Linked DNA regions of Homo sapiens: regions 1, 2, 3, 5, 6 and 7 are each linked to region 4. A link is a loop called in an ENCODE intact Hi-C map of the cell type or tissue named here. Cell type or tissue: heart left ventricle. All regions are shown on one strand.

What was found. Peaks named below come from ENCODE experiments on the same cell type or tissue, not always from the same donor. Only the 100,000 strongest peaks of a DNase experiment are listed, where the experiment ranks them.
Region 1: a loop joins it to region 4, with 2.2 times the contacts of the local background. A loop is called at or near these places in 5 of 110 quality-filtered maps.
Region 2: a loop joins it to region 4, with 2.6 times the contacts of the local background. A loop is called at or near these places in 13 of 110 quality-filtered maps.
Region 3: a loop joins it to region 4, with 4 times the contacts of the local background. A loop is called at or near these places in 85 of 110 quality-filtered maps.
Region 5: it touches region 4 in a loop (3-fold over the local background); 2 of 110 quality-filtered maps call a loop at or near these places.
Region 6: a loop joins it to region 4, with 2.9 times the contacts of the local background. A loop is called at or near these places in 4 of 110 quality-filtered maps.
Region 7: a loop joins it to region 4, with 11 times the contacts of the local background. A loop is called at or near these places in 85 of 110 quality-filtered maps.

The regions. Positions count from the first base shown.
Region 1 is chr15:72,022,696-72,026,695 of GRCh38, forward strand. All of the region lies in intron 4 of MYO9A (myosin IXA), which reads right to left. The region is part of intron 2 of MYO9A-AS1 (MYO9A antisense RNA 1); the gene reads left to right. Among named protein-coding and RNA genes, the nearest start is that of MYO9A-AS1, 31 kb to the left of the region's middle. In heart left ventricle, no CTCF peak of the experiment used is centred here; no DNase peak of the experiment used is centred here.
Region 2 is chr15:71,893,468-71,897,467 of GRCh38, forward strand. MYO9A (myosin IXA) reads right to left here. Exons shown (of 42, transcript NM_006901.4): 25 at 3,994-4,000; 26 at 212-311. Among named protein-coding and RNA genes, the nearest start is that of NR2E3, 85 kb to the left of the region's middle. In heart left ventricle, no CTCF peak of the experiment used is centred here; no DNase peak of the experiment used is centred here.
Region 3 is chr15:71,750,654-71,754,653 of GRCh38, forward strand. All of the region lies in intron 14 of THSD4 (thrombospondin type 1 domain containing 4), which reads left to right. Among named protein-coding and RNA genes, the nearest start is that of NR2E3, 58 kb to the right of the region's middle. In heart left ventricle, a CTCF peak has its summit at 2,212 (motif pointing right); no DNase peak of the experiment used is centred here.
Region 4 is chr15:72,153,880-72,157,879 of GRCh38, forward strand. It overlaps LOC124903522 (a long non-coding RNA gene), which reads left to right and starts at 1,270. Exons shown (of 3, transcript XR_007064706.1): 1 at 1,270-2,192. RefSeq lists an enhancer at 1,987-2,076. In heart left ventricle, a CTCF peak has its summit at 2,329 (motif pointing left); DNase peaks (open chromatin) are centred at 1,512 and 2,302; H3K4me3 peaks cover 1,068 bases.
Region 5 is chr15:71,955,212-71,959,211 of GRCh38, forward strand. All of the region lies in intron 14 of MYO9A (myosin IXA), which reads right to left. Among named protein-coding and RNA genes, the nearest start is that of MYO9A-AS1, 36 kb to the right of the region's middle. In heart left ventricle, no CTCF peak of the experiment used is centred here; no DNase peak of the experiment used is centred here.
Region 6 is chr15:71,872,835-71,876,834 of GRCh38, forward strand. It overlaps MYO9A (myosin IXA), which reads right to left. Exons shown (of 42, transcript NM_006901.4): 32 at 2,957-3,004. Among named protein-coding and RNA genes, the nearest start is that of NR2E3, 64 kb to the left of the region's middle. In heart left ventricle, no CTCF peak of the experiment used is centred here; no DNase peak of the experiment used is centred here.
Region 7 is chr15:71,741,633-71,745,632 of GRCh38, forward strand. It overlaps THSD4 (thrombospondin type 1 domain containing 4), which reads left to right. Exons shown (of 18, transcript NM_024817.3): 12 at 3,474-3,603. Among named protein-coding and RNA genes, the nearest start is that of THSD4-AS2, 52 kb to the left of the region's middle. In heart left ventricle, CTCF peaks have their summits at 2,475 (motif pointing right) and 2,681; no DNase peak of the experiment used is centred here.

The sequences.
Region 1 (4,000 bases), 130 kb before region 4:
CACCACCAAATCTGGCTAATTTTTGTATTTTTTGTAGAGACAGAGTCTCCCCGTGTTGCCCAGGCTGGTCTCGAACTCGTGGGGGCTCAGGTGATCTACCCATCTTGGCCTCCCAAAGTGCTGGGATTACAAGCGTGAGTCACCACACCCAGCCAAAAAAAATCCAGTTTTCAACAACAACAACAAAAAATTATAAGGCATGCAAAGAAAGAAGACAGTATAGCCGATACAAAGTAGAAAAAGTATTAATTAATAACTGTCCCTGAAAAAACCCAGACATTAGACTTACAAGATTTTAATCAGCTATTTTAAACGTGTTCAATGAACTACAGAAAGTCACATTTAATGAACTAAAGAAAACTATGAGAACGCTATCTCACCAAATAGAGACTAATATACAGGACTTTAAAGAAATTAATCCAAAAAGAATTCTGGAGTTGAAAAATATAACTGCAATGAAAAAGTATCCAGAGGAGCTCAACAGCAAATATGAGTAGGCAGAAGAAAGAACCAGTGAACTTGAAGAAAAAATCAACAAACATGAAGACAGGTCAATTGACTCTCGTCTAAGGAACAGAAGAAAAAATAAAATGGAGACCACAAGGTCTCAGAGACCTGTGGGACACCATTAAAAAGACTCCTATGGCAGGCACGGTGGCTCACACCTATAATGCCAGCACTTTGGGAGGTGGAGGTGGGTGGATCACCTGAGGTCAGGAGTTTAAGGCAGCTCACGCTTATAACCCCAGTACTTTGGGAGGCAGAGGTGGGTGGATCACCTGAGGTCAGGAGTTCGAGGCCAGCCTGGCCAACATGGTGAAACCCCGTCTCTACTAAAATTACAAAAAAAATAGCTGGGCATGGTGGCAGGCACCTGTAATCCTAGCTACTCAGGAGGCTGAGGCAGGAGAATCACTTGAACCCAGGAGGCGAAGGTTGTACTAAGCTGAGATCACACCATTGCACTCCAGCCTGGGCGACAAGAATGAAACTCTGTCTCAAAAAAAAAAAAAAAAAAGAAAAGAAAAAAAGGCTCCTATACTGGGGGTTCTAAAAGGAGAAAAAAGAAAGGGACATAAAGAATACTTGAAAAAACAATTGCCAAAATCTCTCTCCAAATTTGATGGAAAACATTAATCTGCACATCCAAGAAATTCAATGAACTCTAGAGAGTATAAACTCAAATCCACATTTTGACAAACCAAAATTCTTGAAAGGCAAAGACAAAGAATTTTGAAAGCACCAAGAGAGAAATTCCTCATCAAGGAATCCTAACATAAGATTAACAGCTGATTTCTCATCACGAACCATGGCAGACAGATAACGTATTCAAAACGTTGAAAGGAAAAAAAAATTGTCAATCAAGAAGTATATATCCAGGAAAAATAAAGGAGAAATTAGAATACTGCCAGATAAACAAAGTTGGACTTCACAGCTATAGATGGTCCTTACAAGAAATACTAAAGGGAGTTCATTTTTCTGACTGAAATAAAAGGATACTAGACAAGATTCAATTAAACATGAAGAAATAAAGAACACTGGTAAAAGTAACTACATAGGTAAATATAAAAGATAGTATAAATTAATTAACTCATTGATTGATTGATTGACAGGATCTCACTCTGTTGCCCAGGCTGGAGTGCAGTGGCATGATCTCGACTCACTGCAACCTCTATCTCGTTTCAAGTGATCCTCTCACCTCAGCCTCCTAAGTAGCTGGGACTACAGGCGTGCATCACCACACCTGGCTAATTTTTGTAGAGATAAGGTTTTGCCATGTTGTCTAGGCTGGTCTCGAACTCCTGGCCTCAAGTGATCTGCCCACCTTGGCTTCCCCAAAGTGCTGGGATTACAGGCAGGAGCCACTGCACCTGGCCTATTTTTTATGTATAACACTTTTTTCCTATTAAACTTGAGAAATTACATAAAGCAGTAATTATAAATGTGTTGATGGATGTACCACCATAAAGAAGTAATTTGCATAACAATTACAGGACAAAGGAGCAAGAAAGGAATAGAACTACATACAAAGTTTGTTGTATACTATCAAAATTAAGTTGTCATTATTCCAAACTACATTGTTATCAGATTTTAACTACAATGCCCAAGGTAACCAATAAGAATATAAAAAATAATAAAAAGAAATGCCAATGAAATTAAAATGGTACACTAGAAAACATTTATTTAATGCAAAAGAAGGCAGGAATAGAAGAACAGAAGAACAAAAAAAAATCGTAACACATATGGAGAACAAACAGCAAAATGGTATTAATAATCCTACCTTATCAATAATTACATTAAGTAGATCAAATGCTCTAATCTAAAGGTAGATAAATGGCAGAATGGATAAAAGGAAAATGTATGGTCCAACTGCATACTGTTTACAAGAGACAAGCTTTAGACTCAAAGACACAAATAGGTTAAAAATAAAAAGATGGAAAAAAAAGTTACCATGCAAGCAATATCCAAAAGCAAGCTAGAGAATACCAGATAAAACAATAATTACTAATTATTACTAATATCAGGTAAAATAAAGACCAAACTTGTTCCTAGGGACAAAGAAGGCCATCTTATAATGACAAAAGGGCCAATCCATCAAGAAGACATAACAATTTAAAATATACATAAATGTGTGTCTAAGAACAGAGCCCAAAAAAACATTGAGCAAAAAAACTTTTTTTTTGAGATGGAGTTTCGCACTGTCACCCAGACTGGAGTGCAGTGGCGAGACCTCGGCTCATTGCAACCTCCACCTTCCAGGTTCAGGCGATTCTCCTGACTCAGCCTCCCAAGTAGCTGGAAATACAGGCGCATGCAACCACACCTGGATAGTTTCTATACTTTTAGTTTCACCATGTTAGCCAGGCTGGTCTAAAACTCCTCATCTCAAATGATCTGCCTGCCTTGGTCTCCCAAAGTGCTGGGATTACAGGAGTGAGCCAGTGCACCCGGCCACAAAAAGAACTTGACAGAACTAAGAGAAGAAGCACACAATTCAACAATAATACTGAGAGACTGCAATACTCCACTTTCAATAATGAAGAAAGCAACTAGACAGAAGATGAACAAGAAAAAGAGGACTTCAAAATTACTATATACCAATTAGACCTAACATATGTTTATAGAACACTCCAGTCAACATAAGGAGGATATATTCATATATTTTTTCAAGTCCACATGGAGTATCCTCCAGGGTAGACCATGTGTAGTCTACTACAAAACAAGTCTCAATAATTTAAGGAGATTGAAATCATACAACTACTCCAAACACTTTGCAGTGAAATAAGAAATCACATTTCCACGGCCAGGCATGGTGGCTCACGCCTGTAACATTTTGGGAGGCTGAGGCGGGCAGATCACAAGGTCAGGAGATCGAGACCATCCTGGATAACATGGTGAAACCCCGCCCCTACTAAAAATACAAAAAATTAGCCAGGCGTGATGGCAGGCGCCTGTAGTCCCAGCTACTTGGGAGGCTGAGGCAGGAGAATGGCGTGAACCCAGGAGGCAGAGCTTGCAGTGAGCCGAAATCTCACCACTGCACTCCAGCCCGTGCCTCAGAGCAAGACTCCGTCTCAAGAAAAAAAAAAAAAAAAAAAAAGAAAGAAAAGAAATCACATTTCCAAAATACAAATACATGGAAATTTGACAACACATTCCTAAATAACCAGTGGGTTAAAGAAGTCACAAGCAAAATTATAAAATACTCCAAGATGCACAAAAACAAAACACTACACCAATACATGGAAAACAGTTGAAGCAGTGCTTAGAGGGGCTTTATACCTGTAAACCCATATAAAAAAGATCTCAAATCTATAACCTAACCATCCACCTTAAGAAACTAGAAAAAAAAGCAAACTAAACCCAAAGCAAGCAGAAGGAAGGAAATAATAAGCATCAGAGCAGAAATAAATGAAATAGGAAATAGGAAAAAAAATAGAGAACATCAATGAAACTAAAGATCGGTTCTTTGAAAAGATCTTCAAAATTAAACTTTTAT
Region 2 (4,000 bases), 260 kb before region 4:
TTCTTTTTCTTAGCAACTGGGTTTTTAGGCACCATTCCCTGCCTGGAGTACACCTTCATAATTATAACAATCTCCGCTCATGGCTTCTTTCTCTAAAAACACTTGGGAGTAAATGGGTAGATGAGGTGCTCTACCTACAAGAATAATAATTTCCAAAATAATGTACATCTCTTTTGTATAGAAGATAGATAAACAAAAACTCAAAACTTACCTCTCTTTGGCCTGGCCCAGCTAACTTCACAGGTTTCCATGCTGGTTCATCTTCTTTATGGAGTTGAGGATTTTTACTGTTTAAGGCTTCTTTGCTGACACTTTAAATAAAACAATGAAATTACATTTCAGTTCTTAGCAGATATCCCATGGCAGCCAGGTTAAAGACTTCCAGCAAATTCCATAAATATTTTCAGATCTTAGTCAATTCCCAAGACAATTAAGTCATATTTTTTCTGCTTAGCTAATTAGTAATAATAATCCTGAACCTACGCATAAGACTGAATTACTAAAGGCCTTGTCCTGATGATCAGTGGGTATATTCCACTATGAATATGACATATGTTTAAGAATAGTAGCTGCAAAATAAACTCAAGAAATAAAATAGATCTGATGATGGGGAAAGGAAAATACCAAACCCCTGAATCTTTAGAATACTAGTCTTACAAGGGGCCTTTCCATCTAATCATTATAAAATACCTGAAAAATAGCCATCCAGGGATGAGGATCTCATTATATTTTATACTGAGATGGTTCTTATTGGTTAGAAAACTCCTTCTGAAATCTCTCTTTGTAGTTTTCATCCACTGTCTTTGAGTTTTAAAACTTGACGTTGAGGCTGGGTGCAGTGGCTCATGCCTGTAAACCCAGCAGTTTGGGAGGCCGAGGCAGGCGGATCACCTGAGGTCAGGAGTTTGAGACCAGCGTGGTCAACATGGCAAAACTCCGTCTCTACCAAAAATATAAAAATTAGCTGGGTGTGGTGGCAGGTGGCTGTAGTCCCAGGTACTTGGAAGGCTGAGGTAGGAGAATCACTTGAACCCAGGAGGCAGAGGTTGCAGTGAGCCAAGATCGTGCCACTGCACACTCTAGCTTGGGTGACAAGAGTGAAACTGTCTCAAAAAAACCAAAAAACAAACAAACAAAAAGCTTGATGTTGAATAGCCTAAAATCAACACTGGCAGGGTAAGAAATTGTTATCAAACTAAAAGTATGCTCCAGACAATACAGGTGTTACAGTGTTAGCTTATGAAAATTTAATTTTGATTGAAAAACTGTATGATGAGAATGCTTTATCATTAAATTCTGGGCAGAAATAGATGCCAGAATCTGATGAAAAAGTGTATATAACCTTCATGGCCCCAATTACCTATATTAACTCAGTACCATGAGTCTCATCAACAACATATTGATAATCTCTCCTGAGCAGAACTGTAAGCTCCTTGAGAATCATATCTTACTTCCAAGGATAGTGCTAGCTAAAATTAGACACTAACTTATGATACTAGTTGGTAGATTAATTGTTCTTCCATTCAAAATCTTTCATTTAATTTTTATAAAAGTAAGTCTAGGAGCCATAAGAAATTATCTTGCCCTTTGCCTCTATGCAATAAGCCCGAAACAAACACAAATAGATGCAATCTTTGCTAGCTATAGGCTTCTTAGAGATCTCCCTTTTTGAGCAATGTATGTACAATGTGTATAAGCCTAGCAATCCTAGCTTGTTCTAAAGGATTCTCTTCTGGCTATCAAAATCTCTCTTGCCACAGTTGAGCCTATTGGACCTTCATTTATCCTCCAAAGAGAAACAACAATTAATAGGATCTTGATAGTACTTGACCACTGCAATTAACCTTTTAACTCACAACATTTTCTTTAGACTTCACCATGAATTCTTTTTGTCCTTTCTCATTAAACAGTTAAAAACTACTGTGTACTCATCACCACTACAGTACAAAAGGGACACTAACCTAGTATTACTTTCTAATTATAAAACCCAATGCCGATCCTTAATGATGAAATGCAAGTTCTAGTCCCAGCCATTTCTCTAAATACATGATCTTGAATAAGTCATTTCACCTCTATGGGCCCCAGTGACCTTATCTGTAACATGTGGGAACTGGATTACATAATTCAGAAGCACCAGCATTTATGATTCTACAAAATGTTAATGTTTCTAATATTACTTATACAACAGGATGAGATTTAAAGTATGAATTTTATCTGTAGAGTTTAATATAATCTAATATATAATAATTTTAAAGATAAGTAGATCATTAATAAAGCAATAAAAGAAATCAACTCAAATACACCTACAACTATGTATCTTGGAAAAATAAGATAAATATTTCACAAGGATGATTAATATTTTTTAGAATCCACAATTTGTTTTTTACAAAACAAATTCATGGATCCAACAGCTACTTTATAAGTGTATACACCTATAATACATACACACACATAAATGTCATAATTAATAGACATTAAAGAATATTAAAGAGCTCACTTACAGATATGCATGGAATACCATGTATCACTAAACTTAGAATGACAGGGAATATGTTTTTAACACTCTCTTATGGATGCATATGCTACACAGAGTCTTTGAACTTCTGGGAAATCTGTAGGTTAATGGGTGGGAATAATACTTAAAACTGTCATTAAGCTCAACTGCACTTTGTAATACTATAGAGACTCTTGGAAAAATATATTATTGATCATCTCTTGCCCACATTTACAAAGGATTTCTCTAAAATCCATATGAAATTTTAAAGGGTGGAACATTTAAATGTTTGGGTTATATATAAAAGGAGAGAAAAGGTTATTTTCATTGTTAATGTAAAATTTATTTTTAACCCAAAGATACAGCCCTCCTTTCATTTCAATGATGACATTCTCCATAAGAACCAAAAGAATCTACCAAATATAAAGATAATACAAGTATCTTCAATTTTGTTAAATTTGTTTTTACGTACCACTTAAAAATGCTTTTCTCATGACTACCTCTAGTTTAAAAAAGTATAAAGAAATTCTACTTACGGCTGGGTGCGGTGGCTCACACCTGTAATCCCAGCAATTTGGGGGGCAGAGGCAGGTGGATCACCTGAGGTCAGGAGTTCGAGACCAGCCTGACAAATATGGTGAAACCCCATCTCTACTAAAAATACAAAAATTAGCCAGGCATGGTGGCGTGCACCTATAGTCCCAGCTACTCGGGAGGCTGAGACAGGAGAACTGCTTGAGCCTAGGAGGCAGAGGTTGCAGTTAGCTGAGATCACACCACTGCACTCCAGCCTGGGTGACAGAGTGAGACTCCATCTTAAAAAAAAAAAAAAAATTTCATTTCTATTTATATGAAGTATAAAAAGTAAACTCTTGGAAACAGAAAGTAGAATGATGGTTGCCAGGGGCTACAAGGAAAAGCAGAGTTGTTCAATGGGTACAGAGTTTTATTTTACAAGAAGAAAAAGTTCTAGAGATCTTTTGCAAAACAATGTATATACAGTTAACACTACTGTACTATATTATTTAAAAATGGTTAAGATGGGAAATTTTATGTTATGTGTTTATCACATACAAAGAAGTATAATGAACGTAATGATGACCATAAATAGGCCAACAGCTGTAACAAAACAAATTAACTTCTTTAAAGCCTGAAACAAACAACCTTCAACTACTAAACTTCACAGCTGTAAAGCAACCAGTATTCGGTGAATGCCTACTATGTTTATAGGCACTGTACTGCCCTTCACAAATGCTTCTCACTTAATGGGGAGGAACCCAGTATTTACTCTGCTATTCATGATCAGTCAAGGATTCCTAGGATATAACTACATCCAACTTCAGGTGATGGTAGAGTCAACAATTAGGGAATATTTTTACAAAGAGAAAATGGCCAAGTTGAGCAGCCACTTTACACAAATAGTTGGAGCAGAACAAGGCACCTTAATAAAAATACTCCAAGAAGTTTCCCATTTATACATAAATAAACATTTCACTTACAGGGGAA
Region 3 (4,000 bases), 400 kb before region 4:
CTTCCAAGATGAGCATCTGACTGTGCCCCCAGTCCCAGGAGCAGACACTAATTTGGCCATCTGGGAGGCTCTAACCAAAGAGAAACAGATGGAGAGTAAGTGCTGATCTGGCCACTGACTCAAGCTTCTGCCCTAAAGCTGAGTCCAGGAGAGCTCATCCTAGTTCTTCGGTGTATCCCTATTTTCCAAGCCTCCCATCCCAAACATTAGCGCATGGTACTGCGGAAACAGTGGGGGAAGGTGTTTGTGAGCTCAGCCTCCTTGCCAGCATGAGGAATCCTCTGCAGTGCCCCTGACATAGGTCACAGCTCTTGCCCAAACCCTTTATCAGAAATTCACCCTGTGTCCAGACAATTACATCTATTTCTTGTACAGCTCAAGGTGTCAAGAGGTCTCCTTTTACAGTTAACCAAAGTGTTTCTTACTAAGTCCCACTGTCCTTTAGAAAAGGACAGCCCTACAGCCATTGGGGAACCCCTTCCACTTTCTCCAGGCTAAAAATATCTAGTTTCCTCAACTAATCCTTTTGTGCTTCAGTTTCTGAACTCATTCGTGTTCTCAGTAAACTTGATGGATTTCCTGTATCAGCAAATGGATGAAAAGAATGATGCTGGACTTTCATTTTTATATTGGAATGATTCTTTTTCTTAAAAATGTTGGCTTTTTTCTGGTTAAAAAGTAACACAGTATTGTTTTAAGAATATGAGAAATTTGGAAAAGTATGCTCCAAACCTCTTCACCAAAAGAAAATTTGAGATTAAGCTATACTTCAAGTTTTTTCTTCTCATACATACTTTACCTACATAGCTTTTTTTCCTCATACGTATTTTAAAGATATAAATGTATCTTTATATCATAATGTATGTATAATTTGGTCACCTCTTTTCACTTAATTATTATAAGCATAAAATCTTTAAAACATGATTTTTATTATAATAAGCTATAGAACTATATAACTGAAACAATCTCCTATTTCTAAATGTTTGGGATTTTCTAGTTTTTATTTTTATTTTTATTTTTATTTTTATTTTTGAGACCAGGTCTTGCTCTGTTGCCCAGGCTGGACTGCAGTGGCACAATCATGGCTCACTGAAGCCTTGACCTCCTGGGCTCTAGTGATCCTCCCTCCTCAGCCTCCTGAGTAGCTGGGATTACAGTTATAAGCCTCCATACACGGGTGATGTTTTACTGTTTAAAACAGAATATTTTAAAAGACTTCAGTAAGTGTTCTTGTGCATAAATCTTTATATGCACCTCTTCTTATCTCTGTAAAATAGTGGGGGCGTGGAATCATGTTAAATTATGGGAAAATATTATGAATGCTTTTTGAACTCTTAATACATTTTAGCTAATTGTTCTCCAGAAAGATTATTTCGGTGTAGTCTTCCAAGCAGCAACTGAGAGCGCTTTTACAGTCATTTTGTTGCCATGATTCTTTAGTTTGTAAATTCCATGTCTCTACATTTGCCACTCTCTGAAAAGGCAGGGGGCACAGAGCACAATACGTACAGAGAAAAAACAACTCTGTGGGGAAAATAGCTGCAGTGGTTCATTCCTCTGTGTGTCTCCCACATTTATTTAGAACAGTAAAAAGCTACATGTAAATTTTCCAAAGATTTCCACTCTACCTATTTCCTCTCCAATAATGACTTGCAGATTTCCCCTTAAAGTAATTTTGCTTTGCATTTCAACATAAGTTCTTGCCGAATCTAGCTTGGCTTAAAATTATAAATAGAGCAAAGAATGAGCACTTTATTCTATTCAGGGAACTCTTTCGTTCGTTTTGGAAAAGATGTTCTAAATCATGCAAGTTGGGTGCTATGGTGTAAGTAAATAATTTTTGCCTTATCTACCCTCAGAATAGATCATGAATTCTAAATGTTCATGCTTATTTTAGAGTAGATGAGTGGGAAGGGAGTACTATTGGGTTTAAGAAACGCACATTGGCTTTGGTATCATCTCCATGACCATCACTTATTTCGTATTTGACCCTGAGCCAGCTACTGATTCACCGAGCTTCAGTTTTTTCAACTGTAACATTGCTGAGTAACCGCTGCAGTAATATATTTGAAGCTATGACCTAGATGAGGTTGGCACAGTGGGAAGGATTTCCTGTGGGCTGCTTCATTCTTCTTCAGCTGCGTGTTACCAGGGGCCTTTGGGCCACCAGTTGGTCTTAGAAAAGGTTCAGCCCCTGGAATGACCAGCGGATGGCAGTCTTCCACTTTTGAATAGTTGCTTTGTGTAGAAAATGGCCTCGTTAAGCTTTAGTCTGAACTATGAAATTTTTTATTACTGGGAATAAACACGTGTTGAGCACCTGTTACATGCCAGTCATGAACGAGACACAGCTTCCGACTCAATAAGCTCAAGAGGGAGAGACCAAAGAAAATTAAAGTTCGCAAACACTTAAGAGTACAGAGTGTGTCTTATTGCCCAATTTAAAATTAATTAATCTTTACCTAAGTGAATTGAGGTTGTAACCCCAGTCTGAATCTTCTGTTAAACTTCTAGGGACACAAAGTTTCTTCTGGCTTAATGACTCACCTTAAAAACATCTTTTCAGCTGCTTGTACTTGAGAGTGGGCCTTATCAGAAGTAAGCATCGTTGACTTTTCAGTTCTACAAATCAATGATAGGTTTAAGCCCATGTGCAATTTTTAATCACAACAGGAAAAAAACACTTTTAGAAAGTCCACCAGCCTTAGTTTGGTAACACCTAATTTCTAAGAAAGTTTTCCAGGAAAAAAATACTGAATCATTTAAATTATAAGAAATGATGCATAAAGCTGAAGTTCAAGAATAGTCATTACAGCCTTATAGTCCCTTAGGGGCCAGTTGGGCCAAGTTTAGGATTTAACTGTTGCTGGAATGAGAAGGCAGTCCCCACCAGAGGGTTGCTTAGGAATTCCATGTGTTTCTGTGTTTTATCAGCCCAGAAGTTCAATTACGAGTCATGTCCTCTTCTGACTAGCAAAGCAGATTTGGTCCTTTTAGGAACATCCTTTAAGGACAGTGGGTGGGTGTGGTTTGGAGCCTCACCTGGAAGGTTAGTCCCCACTCCCTGGTAGGGACTTCTCCTTCCCCTTGCTTCTGCTGACAGGCTTCCTGGACCAGGTCGTGAGTGGGGAGCTCCTTTCATGTTTACACTTGTTGGGCTTTTCACTGAAGGTGTTGTAATAAAATGAAACTCCTCTACAGGCCTCATCCATGTGATGTCCTCCCATTGGGCACTGGCATGGTCCTTCATATTCTTCTTTTAAATTAGGTATATGGGGATGTGAAGACACTTTCCCAAATGTATGTGCATTACTTGGTTTTGAAAGCAGAAAATTAAGTTAGCTAGTCAGATGGAAATTACTTGGAAACAAGTAGCCTAAGGGTTGGAAACATGAAGATAACTGAAATTCTGTTTACCTTTTATTCTTTTTTTTTTTTTTTTTTTTGAGATGGAGTCTCACTCTGTCACCCAGGCTAGAGTACAGTGGCATGATTTCGGCTTACTGCATCACTGCAACCTCCACCTCCCGGGTTCAAGCGATTCTTCTGTTTCAGCCTCCCAAGTAGCTGGAATTACAGGTGCACACCATCATGCCCAGTTAATTTTTGTATTTTTAGTAGAGATGGGGTTTCACTATGTTGGCCAGGCTGGTCTCAAACTCCTGACCTCAGGTGATCCACCTGCCTCAGCCTCCGAAAGTGCTGGGATTACAGGTGTGAGCCACCACACCTGGCCTACATTGTATTCTTTACAAGAGTATTTAAATGTCTTGAGTTTTAAAGTTAGGAAGAAAACCAGATCATACATGGCTGAAACAAACAAACAAACAAACAAACAAACAAATCCTTTAGCCTAGAATATTCCAATTATTGTAACAAATTTTAAGCTAAAGGACTGAGTCATTGTCCCAGATTTCTAATAGCAATCTAGCAAAATAGCAAAGGACATGAAATATGCAAATAGCAAAATAGCAAAGGACATGAAAAATGTCTGCAAACC
Region 4 (4,000 bases):
TTTTCTCTATGCCATTAAGTTCTTTGGCACTGATGATGAATTTCCTGCGGCAAGGAAACCATTTTTTACTTTTATCAGCTATTCTGAAAGTCAATAGACTGACGCAGTTATCAAAATAACTGCCAATATTATAAGGTCCAGGCCCTAACTTCCTGCCACCTAAAGCAATGATACTCAATTAGGGGTAGTTTGCCTGCTCTGGAGACACTTGGCTGTCATAACCAGGGGTGGGGGGTGCTACTGGCATCAGGTAAGCAGAGACCAAGGATGTGGCCCAGAATCTTTCAATACACAAGATAACCCCCTATAACAAAGAATTAGCCAGTCCAAAATATCAGTAGTGCTGAGGTTGAGAAACCATGATCTAGACTTTTCTACTGAACTTTTAATCCACCTTGTACTCTACTGAGAAACCAATATCGCCAAACCATCACTTTTCTCCTTCACTCCTAAACTGCAGTAGCTCCTCAGCCCGGGGAGACTAAGTCTGTCCTTGTCATCCTGGCACTTAGATCCTGGGGATTCTGCCCACATACATATTCAGACTCTGCTTCTTTCAGATTTTTATCTGTCCCGCCCTCAGCACTACCATACTTTAACTGATGTTACCCCGCAAACACACATTTTGGGAAGATCCTCCCCACCTCTCTCCTCAGATCCAAATCTTACTCATTCTTTGAGGCCCACGCATGCTGCATGCCCCTGTAACATTAAGTCTGCCCATACCACTGCCTTTTGCACTTACACGGATTCACCCGTCTTACACTGTTACATTGCTATTCTGTCTACCTCGCTTCCTCAGCTACTCCCTGAAGGAGTCCATATTGTATTTCTGGCCTATTGATCTCAGTTTACACAGCGTAAAGTGTGAAAACTGTATTAGTGTATTGAGATTCTCTTCAATGAGATAATGAGTATAAAAAGCACTCTATATAGTGCCTGGTACACAATTAAGTGCTCAGAAAATTATAGTGTCATAGTATCTATAGAAGCATGCATTCAGGAGCCCATAGAAGGTGCTTAATAAATTGTTTAAATGTGGTTATATATTGGGGAGAGCATGCCACACAGACTAGTCTGGTATTTGGAACTAACAGCAAAGAAAAACTTGCATAGAAATCCTACACCAATTAACACACCTTCATGCTAGACTGAATCCAGGAGCAGGGGTGTCATGTTTTCCCAGAGTGGTGCCCAACCCAACCTTTTTGCATTTAGCAAGTTAATGAACACCTTGTGAATAACACTTTGCCAACTCTGGCCCAGTTTAGAAGGCTGCCAATAGGATATCAGTATGCCACACCGTCTGCTTTCCTGGGGACCCTGCTGTCCTCTCCCTAAGTGCTTCTGCTTTCAGCCGGTGGAGAGTCTGATGTGCCTAGAGAAGTTGCGCAGTGGGACGAGGCTGCAGCGAGAGCCTGGCCTTTCCCCAGGCGGAAGAGAGCCTTGTCTCAGATCCTGAGAGAGAAGTGAGTGGGGGCATGGCATTCCGAGCAGCCCAGGTTTGGCTTTGGGCCAGGCACTGAGTGGCAAACAAGAAGGAACACATTCCGGGAAGGCAAGGAGCCCTGCCAGCACGAAGGCAGCAGCGAAAGCAGGGCTCTGCTGGGTACCAGGTGTTCCTTGGCTCTGTGGAGGTCAGGCACGCAGGCGGATGAACTCAGGTTTCTCTAGAATATCATTTCAGAGGCTTAAATGCCTCCCACCCTCTCGCTGTCAGCGGACAGGGCATGTGGAACTGTTAAACGTTAAAACTCTCTGCTCTGGGGCCCAGCCCGTGCTCTCTAAATAAAGGTAGGAGCGGAAAGAGTGTTGTTGCCATCATGAAATCACACTTCACAGGAGCCAGATTTCGGCGATTCTGTGTCTAAGAGAAAATGCTAATCCAAACAAGGGCAGGTTGGAGAAGAGCCTGGGATTTCTATGCCCTAGAAACTGCACTCTCCACCCTTGCAGCCCAGAAACACAAACACACACACACTTGTTCTCCACGCCTGCCTTCCGAGTGGCCAGAGCTGGGGGAAGTCTGGAGAGCCCTCGGAAACGCCGTCCTTTCAGAATCAGCGCTGGCCCTTCCCCAGGTGATGAGAGAAGAGAGCGAGGAGGACCAAAGCGGAAGCGGATAGAGCCATTCTTTTCGGGGCAAATGGCCACACAAGCCTTCCTGAAGATTCCCTTCTTACTTTGGATAGGTAGGTGACCTGGACTGGAGGGGCCCTGGGCCCGTTTTCCCCAGCAAGGGGACAGGAGTAGCTTTTTCTGAGGGAGGACAACGAAGTCTTTACTCACCCCTCTGCCTCTGCGTCTTTTTGCTGGACTTTGCTGCCGCCTAGTGGCTCAGTTGTCATCACTTCCTTCTCTGAGAGAGAGACAGCCAGCCTTGGATTGAGTTTGAGGATCTAGCCTCTCAGTCTAGTCCTGAGGCAACCTGGAGATCCTTCTCTGAGAAGTTTCTCTGCTCTAGGACTCCCTGGTTCTGTGGCCCAGCAGCTAGGAGAGAGGAGCACCATGGGCTTCTAGGCCTCACTCAGTCTGGCAGTCAGGTAGAGGGGCCATGGCTGGCTGGCTGGGCACCTGGGAGAGGGGGTGGGGGTAGTTTCTTATTCCCAGGACATCTCAGTGGGATGAAGTTGTCCTTGAGTCCCCCTCATTCCTGAATGCCTTTTTCGCTAATAATACTGCCCCTCCCATGACCCTTCCTTTCTGCTAAGGCCCATGTTGCAAAACTGAGGCTCTGGCATAATGTATATTTCCTTTCTGTTTCCCCAAATTTAAGGCAGCTATTTCTCCCTGATAAAGTTAGCTCATTGCCATGATAAATATATGATTATATGCCTTCTCTGTGATGCTGCTGCTATGAATCAGTCCCTGGGAATAGTGAGGAGTGGGCATACTTTAAAGAATTTTATTGGATTGGTTTCTCTAAGTCCCTGAAAAGCCTATAGATTATAAGCTATATTTTTCTGTGTATTATATCCAGGTGTTTATTTCCTCTAGCAAAGGAAAGCACTTGGTTTCAACAACCACTGATCTGCCCTACCAAACTTTCCGATCTGAGCTGTAATACCCAGGGACTATATAAAATCCAAACTCTTCTGCTTACCCCACCAAACTCTTTTCTTTTAACTTTTAAAAAATTGTGGTAAAATGACATAAAATTTACCATCTTAACCATATTTAGCATATAGTTCAGTAGTGTTAAGTACATTACACTATTGTGCAACCAATCTCCAGAATTCTTCATCTTGCAAAACTGCAACTCTATACCCATTAAACAATAGTTCTCCACTTCCCCCTTCCCTCAGCCCCTGGCAGCCACCATTCTACTTTCTGTCTCTATGAATTTGACTACTCCACATACCACCTATAAGCCAAATCATACAGTATTTGTCTTTTTTTTAAGAGATGGGGTCTCGCTGTGTTGCCCAGGCTGGTCTCAAACTCCTGGCCTCAAGTGATCCTCCCTCCTATGTAGCTGGAATTACAGGCATAAGCCAGCCACTGCACCCTGCCCAGTATTTGTGCGGGGTTTTGTTTTTATTTTTTTTTCTTTCTACAAGCCTGGATTCCAGAAATTTTTTTTTTTTGGACTGGATTATTTCACTTAGCTTAATGTCCACAAGGTTCATCAATGTTATAGCATGTGTCAGACTTTTTTTCCTTCTCAAGGCTGAATATTTTTTCATATATATATATATATATATATATTTACATATCCATGAGTAGATGAATATACATATTTCATTGTGTGTGTATATATATATAGAATATATAAACATATATATATAGAATATATACACATATATATATATATGTTTATTCATCCATGGGTGGACACTTGAGTTGCTTCTACTTTTCGGTTATTGTACATAATGCTGCTATGAACATGTGTGTTCAAATATTTCTTCAGTTTGGGCCCTGGAGGTCGAGGCTGCAGTAAGCTGTGATCACACCACTGTACTTCAGTCTGGGTGACTGAGTGACAGAGTGAGACCCTGTC
Region 5 (4,000 bases), 200 kb before region 4:
CCACCTCCTGGATTCAAGCTATTCTCCTGCCTCAGCTTCCCAAGTAGCTGGGATTACAGGCATGCGCCACCAAGCCCGGCTAAATTTTTGTATTTTTAGTAGAGACAGGGTTTCTCCATGTTGGTCAGGCTGGTCTTGAACTCCTGACCTCAGGTGATCCACCCACCTTGGCCTCCCAAAGTGCTGGGATTACAGGCGTGAGCCACTGGGCCCAGCCATGTTGTCTGTTCTTAAACTAAAGAAATAACACAGCATATATTCTTTCATATCTAGCTTTTTGCTGAGGATTTTTTGTGACTCATTCATTCTGAGTATCAGTGGTTTGTTTCTTTTCATTGCTGAGTAATGTTACATGGTAGGAGTATATCACAATTTGGTCATCCATTCTTCCACTGATGAACATTCAGGAACTATTATGAATAAAAGCACTTTAGAATATTCTTTTTTATATGTTTGTAACAGTTTTATTGAAATACAATTCACCTACTAAACAATTCCTTGATTTAAAGTATACAATTAAATGCTTTTAGTATAATTCATGAAGCTACATAAACATTACCACAATCAATTTTAGAACATTTTGATCATACAAAAAGATACTCACACTCTCTATCATCCTCCCCATCTCTTAGCTCTATACCTGACCCTCTAGCCCTAGGCAAACACTAATCTAAGTTCTGTCTCTACAGATTTGCTTATTCTGGACAATTCACATAAATGGAATGATACAATATTCCATTTTGTAATATAGAGTATTGTATGATTCCATATTACAAATATGGAAACTGTACTTCTTTGATATAATGAGAACCAGGCATGGTGGCTCGCACCTGTAATCCCAGACACTCGGGGGGAGGCTGAGCAGCGAGGATCACTTAAGGCCAGGAGTTCAAGACCAGCCTGGGTAATACAGCAAGACCCACCTCCAAAAACAAATTTAAAAAAAGAAAAGGCCAGGCATGGTGGCATGTGCCTGTAGTTCCAGTGTCTTGAGATGCTGAAGCAGGAAGATAACATGAGCCCAGGAGTTTGAGGCTACAGTGAACTGTGATAGCACCACTGCATTCCAACACATGCAACACAGCGAAACCCGGCTCTTAAAAAAAAAAAAAAAAAAAAATATATATATATATATATATAAAATACGCCCAGCGTGGTGGCTCACGCCTGTAATCCCAGAACTTTGGGAGGCCGAGGCAGGTGGGTCACCTGAGGTCAGGAGTTGAAGACCAGTCTGGCCAACATAGTGAAACCTCGCCTCTACTAAAAATACAAAAATATAAAAATAGCCAGGCATGGTGACGAGTGCCTGTAGTCCCAGCTACTAGCGAGGCTGAGGCAAGAGAATCGCTTGAACCTGGGAGGTGAAGGTTGCAGTGAGCCAAGATTGCACCACTGCACTCCAGCCTGGGCGACAGAGCGAGACTCCGTCTCAAAAAATATATATATCTATATATATCTATCTATATATCTCTCTTATATACACGTAGCATATGTGTGTAGCATATGCATTAGCATATATACACATATGTAGCATATATAGCATATATTCATATATGTAGCATGTATGCTATATATGTATATATGTATGCTATATATATATGCTATATATGCTATATATATATACACACACACACACACACACACAAATATATATATATATATATATATATCTTAATGCTTTCAAGGTTCATTCATATTGTGGCATGTACCAGTATTTCATTTCTTTTATGGCCAAATAACATGCCATGTATGGATATACCACCTTTTGTTCATCCATTCATCAGTTGATGGAACATTTGGGTTGTCTCTACTTGTTGGCTATTAGAAAGATGTTGTAAAGAATATCTGTCTACACATTTTGTTTTGTTTGTTCTTCTAAGTACATACCTAGGAGCAGAATTGGTGGGTCAAATACAATTCTATATTTAACTTTCTGAGGAACTGCCAAAACGTATTACGGAGTGGCTACATCAGTAGTATACAAGACTTCTAATTTTCCATATCCTCACTAAAATATGTATTAGGCACTGTCTTTACTGATATTCAGCCTTTTGTCTTGTATAAATACTTCTCAGGTTACTGGGAGCCTTTGATTAAATTCCAGGGTTCTGACAAAGTTGTTTTGACAATTTTTGCCAATTTTCTCATTGCTATTATGAAAAAAAATTTAGAGGTCCTTACCCCACCATTTCACTGATGTCTATCCAAAACCCTTATTCTTAATTGCCCTACTATACTGCCCAATACAGAAGTAATTTATAAAAAAAGTCCTTTTTTTTTTAACAAAAGTTTATTTAAATCTATTAAGTACTAGGAAGAATTGTGTACAGAGTACAGCATAGAGATTCTAGACTTATGGTGATACCCAAATCAATTTTAGTATCTGGTCATTTTTGAAAATAGATGGTCACTAGAACGCTTCTCCCACTTACATAAACAAACAGAAGTACATCAGAGTTACATAGTCTATTGAGTGGGATGAAGAAGAGAAACAGGTTCTGTGGAAAACCTTGAAGCTCTCTCATCTGCAGACACTATATAAAGGGTTTCAGCTTCTCTCTTTGTAGATGAAGAAACTGAAAAATACTTTGGACCCTCTTGTTCACGTCTCATCCTGATGGCACAGCTGAATTACCCATCTTTGCCTAGCCTTTTTAGACTAGTTTAAATTCCTATTTGGCTATACTTTTATTAATAACTCCAAAAGAATCAAATAAAGCATCATTGTACTCAGTTCTACATACTGTATAATTCCCAGTCAGGTTATTTCTGTATAATTCCCAGTCAGGGTGTTTCTTGACAATTAACTAAGAGTCCACTGAAGTTTTTAATTAAGATATCATCAAAGGAAATAAAAACATACTGTAATTCTGCAGATTTCATCTTCTTTCTTCTTTAGAAAGTATTATCTTTGCCCTCTTATTCTCATATCCAACATCTAGAATTGGTCACCTCACCTTTTCTGCCTTTCATATTTTCTACTTCGTCTTAATCTGTAATTCCTATTTCATCTTAATATGACTGCATAATATTTACGGTCATTATAAAAATTCTGGATCTACCATTTAAACCATTTTTACAATCTGTTAGTTTTTACAGTGATACAATGTTCCAACTTTATAATATGTTTTTATCCTAAACCTACCAAAAGAGAGTAGGTAGGAAGCGGTGTGGAGAAAATAAAACGTTAGGGTGAATGCTGGCATTGACACTGATATATTGTAATATAAACAATTACTTTCGGAAACAAATCTGCTCAGGCTTCAAAATGCAAACAAACTAGAGTTTTTCTTTTCCTTTATAAAAAGTAAAAATTTTAAAGTTTTTTCCAAGGAGAAATTTTGGGTGGCTGGAATGTTGTGTTTCTTAACCTAGGTGGTAGTTCCAGGGTTGTGTTTACTTTGTGGTACTCCACTGAACTATACATTTTTGCTTTGTGTACTTTTGTATATGCATGTTATGTTGAATACAAATTTTCAAAAAGAGATTATTATATGGAAGCTCTGTACTAGCCAGAAGGGAAAACAAGATTAGAAAATAAGGAATCTAGACTTTATCAAGGTAGAGAAAATACAGGTTGTTTATCATTAATAACATTGCATGTCATTGCCGATATTGATAATAACAGATATGTAACAACTAGCTTTCACAAATAATAGATTTTAAATGCCAAAGGAATATACAGATAATGTGAATAAAGTAAATAGGCTTTGACAGTAAATACAAGAAAAGTTTCTTCTCTTACTCAATTATGTCTTAGCAGGATGCTAATCAATTTTGAGTGGTTTTCTTGATTAGAAGTTTGTCATAATAAACAAGAAAGCATCTTAAAGAAAAAAAATTTTCCTTAAAGCTTTTTACAAAGATAACCTCTTAGAAATCACTTTGTAAAAGGCAAAGCAGGTTTGAGATAGTCCTTTTATTTCTCTAATAAACTATAATTCTCCCTATACATCTACAAAGACCAGTTCAAATACTTTACAATCTAAAAAATGGA
Region 6 (4,000 bases), 280 kb before region 4:
ACAGTGTTTATAGCCCTTGTACTTTTTTTCTTTTTTTGCACAAATAGTAGCTTTCTGTACAGTGTTTAGCCCTTGTACTTTTTTTTTTCTTTTTTTGAGACAGAGTCTCGCTCTGTCGCCCAGGCTGGAGTGCAGTGGCGCGATCTCGGCTCACTGCAATCTCCACCTCCCAGGTTCAAGCGATTCTCCTGCCTCAGCCTCCCGAGCAGCTGGGATTACAGGCGCCCATCACCACACCTGGCTAATTTTTTTTTGTATTTTTAGTAGAGATGGGGTTTCGCCATGTTGGCCAGGCTGGTCTCGAACTCCCGACCTCAGGTGATCCACACCTGCCTCAGCCTCCCAAAGTGCTGGGATTACAAGTGTGAACCACCGCGCCTGGCCAGCCCTTGTACTTTTTACTTAACAAAACATCTTGGTGAATGTCCCCTTTTCCTTTAATGTTATGCTACATCCTATTATATAGATGTATCTAATTTATTTAATCATTTCCCAATCTATTTAGGTTGTTTTCAGTCTTTTGCCATTACAAACTCTTCTTCAATAAAGAACCTCGTGCATGTCAGCATGTTACTGTGAAAAAGTGTGATTGATATGCCTACTAAACAAATTCTTAGGTATGTTATTGCTGGGTCAGTTTTTTTTTTCCTTTAACGTTTTTAAGGTTTTTAATACATCATTGCTAAAGTACATTCTCCAAGAAGATTATGCAAATTACACTCCTATTTGTATTATTGAAAAATCTGTCTTATGTTTCCAAACTCTAGGTAACTAATTTATTTTCAGCTTTGTTCAATGATGGAAAAAGTAGAAAATCACTGTTACTTCACTTTAATTTGACTGCTAATAAACATTTATTTGTGTATTTCTAGACATTTCTATGAATTGCACTTATTACAGTTCCTGAATTATAATAAAATAGTTGTTGAATAAATGTATTCATATGCTTGTACATTTTTATTTTGAAGTGTTGTTCTTTCCCTTATTGATATGAATAACTAATCTTTTAAGGCTTAAAGTATATAAAGTGCCTAAACATATCTGTTAGTAAGAGGTTCTCTGTCTTCCCTATCCTTTCCTTTGTATACAATCTCATTTATTTTCACAAAAATCTCAGTGGTGGGTGGCATTATTCCTGCTTTACAGATGAGGACATTGAGACTCAGAGCTTAAGTTGTCCAGTGTTTCTCAATGAGAAAATCCTCTTGGAAAACCAAAGCAAACCAGGCTAAGGAGTTAGGTATACTACTTTCAAAATTCTGTACTTGTGAAAAGGCAGAAACTTCGCAATAGGCAAATAATCTATAAAACAGTCAGATCGCACTTCTAACACAGATAGTGGAAAAGCTGCAAGTAAGGATGTAAAAAGATTTGGGAATTTTGTTTACAAGCAAGAGGGGATGATTTATAATCCTGAATATTAGTAAGGTAGATGATAAATATTCTACAATTAGAATTTGCAATTTTTGGCAGGGTTGAATCCAGGTTTTGTAGGCCCTAAAGTTTAAAGTTTCCAGAAGAAAGTAAAGACGATAGGAGGAGGAGGGGAAGTGGGAAGTGATGGCAGCAAATGTAGCTTAAACAGAAGGAACCAGGGGGAGAGTAGGAGGAAATGAAGCTTAGAGAGGCAGTCACGCTCAAGATCATGTCAAGCCTTGTAGGCATGGTAAGAACTTTGGGTTTCATTCTGACAAACACTGGAAATCACTAAACAGTTCTGAGTAGAGAAAGGATATGATTTGATTTTTATGTTTAAAAAGTAACTATGGCTATTACATAGAGAACTATAACGGGAGAAGAGTATAAGAAGGTAGACCAGTATGAGACTCATAGTTCATCGGACTGCTGTTGATAGCAGTGGAGGTGATGTGAAATGGTAAGGTATTCAAAATATTTTGAAGGTAGAGTCTTGATCAGACTCCTCCCAAACGCCTTCATATGAACATGCAACACTTAAGCCAATCAAAGCAACTGGCTCAACATAGCAGCTTCTTCATTCACACACATTTGTACATACTGTTTTTCCCAATGGCTAGATATTGACTGTCTAAACCACTACTCACTTGTCAAGAATTAGCAAAAGTATTTTTCTCTTCTGTAAACTATTCCTTCATTTCCCCTTTCTGTATCCAACAGCACTTTGTATTATTCCTACTATAATATTTATCATACCTGACAGTAATAATTTGAAAACTTTTTACTGCCTCCACTTGTAGATTATGCACACCTTAAGGGCTTAATTCATCCTTGTAATTGCACAAATTATCATAAACCACATAATATATATGTGATATATATTTTGTATCTATGTTTCTATCTATTGTATTATATATATGATAGATATTATAAATGATGTTGTGTATATGATGTATATATGATAACATCATATATTGGATATATATCATATAGATGTGTCTAATTTATTTAATCATTTCCCTATATATTTAGGTTGTTTGCAGTCTTTTGCTTTTACAAAGTCCTCTTCAATAAAGAACCTCATACATGTCAGCATGTCAGCGTGAAAAAGTGTGATTGTATATATTGTGTGATTGTATATAAACATGAACAATGATAAAATTTGTTCAAATGCCTTCAGAAATGTCTTTTGAATTGAAAGTATTTATAATTGTAAAATCCTAAATAACCCCTGTTTTCTTTAGAAGGGAGAGAAAACTCCTGAAGAGCTCCTTCCCCACCCCTAGTTCTGAAAAGAAATAATATTTTTTCTTTCATGAGTAAACAATTTCAGTTTTCTGCCATTTTAGGAAGCTATCATTGATAACAAGTCCAGTCACATCTAATCATTCTAAATTTTTGTAAAGATATAAATATGATTATTGCCTAGGTACCTGATAAACTTATTTCATAAATATATCCACATATATATTGTATGATATACCTCAGACAACTGATCTGAAAATTACTTTTTTAATTTAAAAAACAGATTATAACTTACCAAATCAGTTTCCTTTTTCCTTCTTTTCTTTCTTTCTGTTTTTGGCACCTGACAGGGGGACAGGAGATATATGGAAATTGTGATAACAAAGACTAACATACTTTCTTACTTCATTGCAAATGTTAAGATACTTGCTCAACAGGTAACACAATAGTCATTTCTTTATTCTCCAAGAGGAACTGTGCAGTGCTAATAAGCAAATGTGAGAAAAAATTTAAAATCTGATAAAACATAATTGCCAATGACAGCAACAGAATGGAAGGATACTTTAGAGATTATTCTTTTTTAAACCTCAGTTCTGCCCAGAAGCCACCGCCATATTAATTTAAATGATTGTTTTATTTTAATCATTAATTGATTTTTTTTTTTTTTTGAGACGGAGTCTTGCTCTGTCGCCCAGGTTGGAGTGCAATTGGTGCAGTCTAGGCTCACTGCAACCTCTGCTTCCCAGGTTCAAGTGAATTCTCCTGCCTCGGCCTCCTGAGTAGCTGGTATTATAGGCACACACCACCACATCTGGCTATTTTTGTATTTTTTGAGACCGGCTGGTCTCAAACCCCTGACTTCATGATCCACCCGCCTCGGCCTCCCAAAGTGCTGGGATTGCGGGCTTGAGCCACCACGCCTGGCTGGTATTTTTTTTTTTTTTTTTTTTTTTTTTTTGAGACGGAGTTTTGCTCTGTTGCCCAGGCTGGAGGGCAGTGGTGCAATCTTGGCTCACCACAACCTCCACCTCCCAGGTTCAAGCAATTCTCCTGTCTCAGCCTCCCAAGTAGCTGGGACTACAGGCGTGTGCCAGCACACCTGGCTAATTTTTGTATATTTAGTAGAGACGGGGTTTCACTATGTTGGCCAGTCTGGTCTCGATCTCCCGACCTTGTGATCTGCTCACCTCAGCCTCCCAAAGTGCTGGGATTACAGGCATGAGCCACTGTGCCAAGCTGATTGTTTTAAAGATTTTACTTCCCGTATTTTAGCTGTAGAAAACTACCATGGAGCTAAATATAAAATATATACAAAAAGGCAACATTTGGGACACGGAAA
Region 7 (4,000 bases), 410 kb before region 4:
TGCACAGGACCCATTTTCAATATTTAGCCCATATACACCCATGTGTGCATGTACACACACACACACACACACACACACACACACACACACACACACTCGGCATCTGCCACTCAGAATGTCTGAGGCGACATGTCTAGCTCTTCTTTACCCAGTAAATGGCACCAGTTCTCAGGCCCAAGAGATACTGAAGAGGTGCCTTGGAAATAAAGCAAACCTAGGGATGTGTTGTTTCTCATCCCTCCCTTCTCTGGCAATCCTAGTTCCTTTTTCTTTCAAGTGACAAGTGGCAGCGGCCCGTGGAGGCCTCTCCTTTGCTCTGTCCCAGGCGGTGATGGCACCAGACATGCAGGGTAGGTGAGGCAATGCGGAGGCACAGATGCAGAGCACATCTAATGGTCGTCAGCAGTCATGGCAAGTGACCAGGAAATCCCAAGCCTCCCGGCATTGTCCAAGTCACTTATGCACAGAATAAGTCTGTTCCCCTTGTGATCCCATTGTGTATTTTCTCACATACCCTCGCCTAAACCCTTCTCCAGTCCTCCCTGGTGGAGCTAACCACACCACACAGTTCTGTGCTTTTCATGGTCAAATTTCCCTTTGTCTAAGTGCTTCCAGCATCATGATATCACCATCTCAGGGAAGGGCCCTGTTGCTGGCATCCAAGAGTGGTCCATACTCACACAGCCATTGATCAGGCCTCTGTCAAACTCTTGGCTTGTTTCATTTGATTCCTAGAGTTCCAAGTCTAAAGTCATTTACTTTTTTCTTGCTCTTTATTTTGTCTCTCTTCCATAATGTCCCACTGACCTCTACACTAGCCCCTGAATTCACTGACCTCATTTATTATCTGCTAATTACCTGTGTACAGTTCCCCCCTTCAACATGACATATTTCTATTTTGATCAACATGTCCGCATATAAGGCAACCGAACTGATCTCGAATAGTTTTCCTGCTGCCTGAAGCCCAGCCAGTGCCTGACCTCACCACCTTGTTCCTGCTTGCTAGCAAATAGAGGAATAATTGAATTGCAATCTTGAACAATGGGAGGTGGCCAGGTGCTGTCTCCCTTTCTAAATATATTAAAACTGACCCAAAGAAGGAAACCACTGCGGTCACTAGACTCAAGAGTTGTAGATATGGGTCAGGCGCCGTGGCTTATGCCTGTAATCCCAGTACTTTGGGAGGCCGAGGTGGGCAAATCACCTGAGGTCAGGAGTTTAAGACAAGCCTGGACAACACGGCAAAACCCCATCTCTACTAAAAATACAAAAATCAGCCAGGCGCAGTGGCAGGCACCTGTAATCCCAGCTACTTGAGAGGCTGAAGCAGGAGAATCACTTGAACCCGGGAGGTGGAGGTTGTGGTGAGCAGAGATCGTGCCACTTCACTCCAGCCTGGGTGACAGAGCTAAACTCTGTCTCAAAAAAAATAAAAAAAGATTTGTAGATCTGGCATTTTCCCACCTTCAGAGAGCCAGAGGGCCTCTGAGTTCATTTCCGTGGAGCTGGACCATGGACAATGTCCATAAACGCCGTAAAATGTCAAGGGAAGACAAGCAGTGGCCAGGTGCTGGACAACCCCAGCAGGACCCATCTTCCCAAGACACAGAGCATTCCTATGGGAGCCTGTATCCTTTTGATTAAAAAAATTTGATTTCTCCCTTATTTGAGTGCCAAGTGGTTGAGATAGTTCCTTTTGCTTTCCTATCCACAAACATCTAAGTGGAAAAGCTAAACCCGCATGGTCTGAAGGAAAAGGAATAGGCTAAATAAGATCTTTACTTAATCCCTTAATAGCCGGGTCCCACTGCAAGCTGTGAACCATGTATTCACCTTTATAACTGCACAGTGTACTTAATGTTTGTTGAATTTAATTAAAAATCTGTTCTATTTAATGGAAGGAGATCTGTAGCTGGACAAACTTTAATTCCACAAAAGTTCTTTGCATCCCATTAACTTTACAGTCAGTACTGCCTTTTACTCAGCCAATAATTGTGCTTAATTGGAACGTTATTTTAAATAATGGTCTCAAGTTATAGCCACACTGTAAATTTTTACTACCAGGGTAATTTAAACAAATGATCGTTTCAGATTCAACACTGTCTTGCAAACTGTCAAGTTTCTTACTACCCTCTGGGTCAGTGTGTCATACAAGATGAGCTTGAAAAACCACTGAAACACTTTCATGACTGATGAAATATTAAGATGTTTATGTTAAAAGATAGCCCCTATGTTGCAGTTAAAATTGTAAGGAGTTGGAACTTCAGAAAATATGAATGCCTGGCCAATTAGCAACAGAGATAAGACAGAGTTGTAGAATAAAGTATAGTGTTCTTCCCGGCAGGAGTTGTATACTGGCCTGGACTGTGGGGAAGACAGTTATTTGTGAAGAAGCATCTTCCCGTGGTTGGTTCAGGTTCAGGGGTTACATTTCTCACGTTATAAACGTCCATTAATAATAGCTCAGTGTTGCCACCAGGTGGCAGCAGAGAAAGGAAGGCAGAATTGAATCAGCTTTTTTTTTTTTTTTTTTTTTTTTAATTGACACCTAGACATTCCATTTAACAAATTCTGGCTTTTTATCGAAAATAGATGTATCCTTATTAATCCAATGAAAGTAAAACAAAAAACCTAAAACAGTTATAAACATTCATTCAACACCATTCAAACATTCATTCAACACGGTCATTTATTGAGCCCCTGCTACTCTCCTAGGTACTGGGGCTACAGAGATTAAGAAGTAGCCCTGTCCCTCAGAAGCTCACGGTCTCATGGGAAGTAGACAAATGCTCAGATCACTGAAATACCATTGGATGGGTACTTTATTAGAAGAACATGAAAGACGCTTGCCAAAGGGGGAGGCAGCTGCTCTTCCGCCCTTTCTTGAATCTTCTACTTCTGTGCTTCAACCTATCCCTTAAATGTACCTGGTGTAGCAGGCTAGTTTGTCAGGCAGGTACTTTCATTCCAGTTTAATGACCTAGACAGCCTCCTCCCTCCAAAATATACATGCACATATCTACCCAAACCCAATTCTTTCTCTAGAACGAAGCTTGGCCCATTTAGGACACTTTCTCTTTGACGCTTCCAGAGAACTTTAGAAAAGTTACTATTTGTGTTCCTTCTATAATCATTCCCCTGCCTAGGGAATCTCTCTTTTGTTATCTTGAACTATAATGAAGATGCTTTGTATCTGCCTTTGAGCATATTTAGACCGTGTCCACAAATAGATTATTGATTCCTTTTAGGGCAGGCTCTTCTTTGCACCCCCACAGTTCCTAGCAAAGACCTGTGAGGTAGGTGTGTGTAAACCCTCAAATGAAGGGGGAGCGTAAGTGTGCATGCATGTGTGAATTGTCCTCACTGTTTCTGTGCCCTCTCTTCATCAGCACCCGAATCTCTGTGCATCTCCACCCATAGCCCAGCTTTCCAGTGTGTGGGACTGTCCTTCAGACATTCTCCTGTTGTTGCAGGATCGCAGTACCCTATTTTCCGCTGTGTGCACAGAAGCACTCATGAAGAGGCTCCTGAGAGTTACTGTGACTCCAGCATGAAGCCGACCCCCGAGGAGGAGCCCTGCAACATCTTCCCTTGCCCAGCCTTGTAAGAAGGCCCCTCCATTTAGGTCGCCTATTACCGGGTCACTTCAGGTCACTTATGCACAGGACCTTAGGAACAGATATAAGTCAGTCTAAATCTGAGTTAGAAATACAAGACTTGGACCATGCATAAAATGCAGTCTGTTTAGCAGGCACACCTGTCTTTCAGGATGAACTCAGGAGCTGATAGCCTTTAGCAAGTCAACCCACTTCTGGGAAGCCCACCCTTGACAAAGCTGGAGCAATTAGGTTTGAGCCTGGTAAGGAAAACAAAGGAGGAAGCAAAAAACGAGAAGCCAGTGTAGTTGGTGTCGTAGGTGAGCTGTTCACAGAGAGAGGATAATGCAAGTCACAAAAACATCAGCCTGGAGAGGCCAAGAAAAGTGTCTCGGGAGAGGTCT